Regions from separate parts of the Homo sapiens genome. Here region 2 is linked to region 1. Evidence: read pairs that join two places in POLR2A ChIA-PET (ENCODE). Cell type or tissue: B cell. All regions are shown on one strand. Each heading gives the region's core, and the rest is flanking DNA. Links, peaks and the distances in the headings are about the cores only.

What was found. Peaks named below come from ENCODE experiments on the same cell type or tissue, not always from the same donor. Only the 100,000 strongest peaks of a DNase experiment are listed, where the experiment ranks them.
Region 2: POLR2A ChIA-PET joins it to region 1 with 9 read pairs; 22 of 35 experiments call an interaction of 5 or more read pairs at or near these places.

What each region holds. Positions count from the first base shown.
Region 1 is chr22:42,843,375-42,846,284 of GRCh38, reverse strand. All of the region lies in intron 2 of ARFGAP3 (ARF GTPase activating protein 3), which reads left to right. Among named protein-coding and RNA genes, the nearest start is that of ARFGAP3, 12 kb to the left of the region's middle. In B cell, for the core only: no CTCF peak of the experiment used is centred there; no DNase peak of the experiment used is centred there.
Region 2 is chr22:43,003,303-43,006,212 of GRCh38, reverse strand. All of the region lies in intron 1 of PACSIN2 (protein kinase C and casein kinase substrate in neurons 2), which reads left to right. Among named protein-coding and RNA genes, the nearest start is that of PACSIN2, 10 kb to the left of the region's middle. RefSeq lists a silencer at 1,673-1,772. In B cell, for the core only: no CTCF peak of the experiment used is centred there; a DNase peak (open chromatin) is centred at 1,715.

The DNA of each region.
Region 1 (2,910 bases), core at 101-2,600:
CCCTCAAACAGCCATGGCTTAGTCATTGCTGCCTCCCCCAGACAATTTCCAGAGATTTCCCTACTCCATCTTTTCTAGGGAAGGAACCAGCTAGGCTGCCCATCTGGAATTGTGGCAAGCAATCTTATATTATGACTTAAGGAATATCGAAATATTGATAGAACGTGATTATTAAAAAGGAGCATTTGTTTCTATAAGATAAAATCTATTATGATTCTTTGTCTTTTTTTTTTTTTTTTTTTTTTTGAGATGGAGTTTTGCTCTTGTCGCCCAAGCTGGAGTGCAATGGCGCGATCTCAGCTCACTGCAACCTCCACCTCCTGGGTTCAAGCGATTCTCCTGCCTCAGCCTCCCAAGTAGCTGGGATTACAAGTGCGCGCCACCACACTCAGCTAATTTTTGTATATTTAGTAGAGATGGGCTTTCACCTTGTTGGCCAGGATGGTCTTGATCTCCTGACCTTGTGATCCACCCCCCTCGTCCTCCCAAAGTGTTGGGATTACGGGCGTGAGCCACTGTGCCTGGCCTTGCCTTCTGTTTTCTTCTAAGAGTTTTATAGTTTTAGGTCTTACCTTTAAGTCTTTGATTCATTTTGAATTAATTTTTGTTCACAATGTCAGGTAAGAGTTCAACTTCATTCTTTTGTATGCGGATACCTAGTTTTTCCATCACCATTTGTTGAAAAGACTGTCTTTTCCCCATTGAATCAAACTTGGGGTTTTTTTTTGTTGTTGTTGTTTTGGGTTTTTTTTTTTTTTTGAGATGGAGTCTTGCTTTGTCACCCAGGCTGGGGTGCAGTGGCACGATCTTGGCTCACCTCAACTTCCGCCTCCCAGATTCAAATGATTCTCCTGCCCTCAGTCTCCTAAGTAGCTGGGATTACAGGCATGTGCCACCACGTCCATCTAAGTTTTGTACTTTTAGTAGAGACAGAGTTTCGCCGTGTTGGCCAGGTTGGTCTTGAACTCCTGACCTCAGGTGATCTGCCCGCCTCGGCCTCCCAAAGTGCTGGGATTACCCCGGCTAAAGCTTGTTTTTAATGTACTTTGTTTTCCAGATTGATCATTACCAGTTAACTTATGGTAACCTACTCTGCCCAGAGCAGATGAAGACTAGACTCAAGGCAATACCTAGTTACTTCTCTTCCTTCTGTCTTTACTGTGTTCTTTCCCTCTTTCTTTCTGCTAAGTCTCGCCCATTATAACCTCTCCTTCTTCCTCATCGCTAAAGAATACTTCCAGTTTAAGCCATTCCAGGAAATCGGGTGGTTTTATGATGTGTTCCTCCGTGAGGGAAGGAGTGACCTAGAGCCTGAGGGGCAGTACAGCAGGATCTGTTTGGGCCATTGCAGGTTTAATCACTGACCTTTTAAAAGTCAGATAAATAGAACTGTATGAGTCACAATGCTTGTAAATGATTCAAAAACAGCAATTAAAATTCATGATACAACCTTAGGGCAGGAGTCTAGGATTTGGGCAAGAAAAAGTCAAGGATGAGAAAGTACTCAGTATTGTTTTTGTTGTTATTTTTAAGGCAGAGAAGAGCTATTCTTTAAACATTTTTATTCCTTAAAAAAAACTGAGGGGCCGGACATAGTGGTTCACACCTGTAATCCCAGCACTTTGGGAGGCCAAGGTGGAAACATCACTTGAGCTTGGGAGTTTTTTGGGTTTTTTATTTTTTTTTTTTTTTTTTCCTTTGAGACAGAGTCTCACTCTATCCCCTCGGCTGGAGTGCAATGGCATGATCTCAGCTCACTGCAACCTCCGCCTCCCGGGTTCAAGCAATTCTCCTGCTTCAGCCTCCGAAGTAGCTGGGATTACAGGTGTGTGCCACCACACCCAGCTAATTTTTGTATTTTTACTAGAGACGGGGTTTCACCATGTTGGCCAGGCTGGTCTTGAACTCCTGACCTCATGTGATCCACCCACCTCAGCTTCCCAAAGTGCTGGGTTTACAGGCATGAGCCACAGCACCTAGCCGAGCATGGGAGTTTGAGGCTGCAGTGAGCTATGATCTCACCACTTCACTTCAGTCTGGGTGACAGAACAAAGACCCTGACTCAAAAAACAACAACAACCACCACCAAAAAAAGAAACAAAAAAAACCACTAGCTAATTGGGAAAAAATCCAAGCAGCCCCAAAATATATAAAGTCTCTCCTCTAGAATACTTTTCCCCTCTTCTTCCCCTCCCACTGCCAGACACACACACATGCACTGCTTCCTGTGTGGCATGGGTGGTGTGCATATTTAACTGGAGTTTTTTTTCTTTAACTAGAATTTCAAGTCAACAAATTTACAGAGGAAAAATAATTTATAAGTTATGGCTTTTGCCAAGCAAAGGGGGGAAGGCAGATTAAGAGTATATGGAGAGGGCAAACTGCATTGGTTGCTGACTGCTCCCAGAGTGGACCAGATTGAACTGACCTCTGCCCCTTTTCACCTCCATTGCTGGGATCTCCATGTTTCAGGCTGCTCCTCCCCTCTAGCTCTGTTTTTTCTCAAGTTTGCCGTTACGTATTTCATGAGCTTATTAAAGGTGAATGGGATCCCTGCATCGATCTTGTTGGCCTGGGGTTAGGGACAGGCTTAAATACAACGTAAATAAGAAGATAGACTGCAAAGTTATGCATGAGAGATGGAAACTAAGTCCTGTGCCCACTTCTGGTTGGAAAATAAGGCAAAGTTTAAAAGAGGTAACATTTGCAATGAACTTGGAAGGTTTGGTGAGGTTTTGATAATGGAGACAAGGCCGGGCATGGTGGCTTGCGCCTGTAATCCCAGCACTTGGGAGGCCGGGGTGGGAGGATAGCTTGAGCCCAGGAGTTTAAGACCAACCTGGGCAACATAGTGAGACCTCATCTCTACGACAACAAAAAAAGATAATGGAGACAAGGGAGGGAAAATTG
Region 2 (2,910 bases), core at 241-2,740, 160 kb before region 1:
CAGCATGGTTGGGTTCTGAGGAGGGTCCTTTTTCATGTTGCGGATTGCTGACTTCTTATAGCTTCACATGACAGAAAGAAGGCGAGAGAGCTCTCAGGTACTTTTTATAAAGGCATGAGTGGCTGAGTGCAGTGGCTTATGCCTGTAATCTCAACACTTTTGGAGGCTGAGGCAGGAGGATCACTTGATGCCAGGAGTTCATGGCCAGCCTGGGTAACATAGTGAGACCCTATCTCAACAAAAACTAAAAAAAAAAAATTGTAAGGACACTAGTCCCATTCATGAGGGCCCTGCCTAATTAGCTTCCAAAGGCCCTACTTCCTAATGCCATCAAACTGAGGGGTAGAATTTCAACATATGAATTTTGAGGGGATCCATACATGCAGTCCTTTGCACCAGGATACTGAGAGCCCTTCCTCATAGGATTTTGGCGGGGCAGCATGAGGTGATGGACCCCAGGAGCCCAGCATGTGTGCCTGGTCACAGTGCTCATTCAGTCACTCTCCTATCAGTCTACGTAAGTGAATTTGCCAGCAAACTATACCTTTAAAGTGCCCAAAGTGATTTTATCCAGTTCTATTTAAAAATCCTTCCAGAACTTTTTGGACCTTTCCTTGGTGACTCGGGGTCACGGGTGTAGTCGCAGGTCATTGGTGTGGGTGAGGCCTCCTGCCCTGGCCCTGCATGGACTCCCCTCATATCCTGGCACTTACAGGGCCTGTCTTTCTCCCCACCACCTTTTGTAAGCTGCTGTTGGCACCTGGCCCTTTTGTTGGGGTAAGGGCCTGATGATGGTCATATCCTCCCTGGGTTTTGAGGGCAGCCTTGCCATGCAGAGAGGCCTTGCTCTCTTCTGGGTTGGTAATTCTCTGCCTGAGTTTAATGTGATGGATTCTAGAAAGCCTGACCCTGGGGTGAAGGGATGTTGCTTGACTACACGTAGTGACTCAGGATTGGAAGGGAGTACTGGTAATGATAGCTTATCCCTAGGTGATGGGAAATAGGACTTAGAAAGCAAATGATAAAGGTGTGAGCACTGCTCACCTGTGTGAAATTGTATTAAGATAACACGCAGCAGTGATAGTTAAGGCTTTAGAATTATAGGAAGTTTCTCCTTGTTTTCCACACAGTACCATTGCCCTTTTACTTTTAGATTAATGTTTAAGTAATAACTTTGTAATTAAAATAAGTATAAATAAAAAGAGCTTGGTTGTCTAGGCATTTGCATTTTACCAAGAAGCTTTCCATAGCCCTCATTTTGTTTTCAGGACAGCCTTGTTGATTTGTTTCCCTTTTCATTGTTTAGAGGAGAAAGAGAGTCAGAGCTAAAGGGGTGAGTGGTTTTGCCTGAGGCCACCTGCCAGGACCCCATATGGGCCTCTGAGCCCAAGCCCAGAGCGCCCAGGGAGGCCTGTGACGGGGCCTCTGCCTGGACCTGCAGGGTGGTCTTTAGATAGGATCAACTGTGTATTCTGAAGTTTCCTATTGAATGAAATGAAATCTTCTTAATGTAAAGTGATACCCAAACCGTAGTTTGTGAGCATTTTCATGTTTTAAACTGCATTTGTCTTTCATTATATTAAATTATGTTGTCGCCAACCGAGCGTGCCAAGATCATGAATTGTGGTCTTCAGAGGAACCACAGAGCAGGCAGTGCTCCCTGTACAGACGTCCAAGCCCGCTATTAGTGGGTTCTGTAGCTGTCTGATTGGCTGGAGCTGGCTGCCTGCTCGCCACTTAGCTCGCACGTGGTGATGCTTTAATTAAGCAATTGCGACCTTTGCTCCTGCAAATGTGTCATCAGATAAGGAGACTGGGCATGTGCCACCAAGGAGGATGTGCGTGGGGGGTGCAGAGTCAGTGGTGAGGGGCTGTCTGCACAGGCCCCCATGTTCTGAAGTTTCTGAGGGACCATTCAAGAAGCTTTACATTCCTGCCCATTTAATTCTTGCAACCAGATAGTGTTCTCTCCACTTGATCCATCAGTAAACCTAAGCTCAGAGAGATTCAGTGGCCTTCAGAGGGTCACCATCAGAGCTGGTGCTCTGCCTACCGAAGCCCACACTCATTTCACCTCCTCTGGCTGGCTGGAATAAGTAAGTTGTGAATCACTCTCAGATGTGAACATCTTTAAAAGATAATTAATCTTTCTCCCCCACCTCTGAGAAACATAGACATGAGGGAGATTATGTGTGTCCTTTGCTTAAGACGGCATCTATGTCTGTAACTAACTTGGTTTCAATAATCTGAAAGTTTACAACCATTTACACAGCAGGGAGATAAGGGCACAAAAGGGAGAGCTGCTGGGGTGCGGTCAAGGCCGTGGGTGACTCGCTGGTACACCCACCCCATGATGCATCCCACGTGGGACAGGAGGAAGATTCCAGAGGCCCTGGCTTAGGAGTGCCTCATCTTCGGCAGATGCATTTTAAAAGGCATCTTATGCTGTTAAAGAGCAGGTAGACAAGGGAGAAGAAATTGTGTTTCTGTAGAGGACTGCACTTTGTAAAATTGCGAAAGGTCTTCACATTTTGTCAACGTTGTGATATCACATAAGAGCATTTGCTCAGGTATATTAGAGCAGATATTTGTTTTGTTTTGTTTTATTTTGAGACAGAGTCTTGCTCTGTCGCCCAGGCTGGAGTGCAGTGGCGCGATCTCGGCTCACTGCAAGCTCCGCCTCCTGGGTTCACACCATTCTCCTGCCTCAGCCTCCCAAGTAGCTGGGACTACAGGTGCCCGCCACCACGCCCAGCTAATTTTTTGTATTTTTAGTAGAGACGGGGTTTCACCGTGTTAGCCAGGATGGTCTCTATCTCCTGACGTGATCCGCCTGCCTTGGCCTCCCGAAGTGCTGGGATTACAGGCGTGAGCCACCGCGCCCAGCCGATATTTGTTTTTATGCTTGGG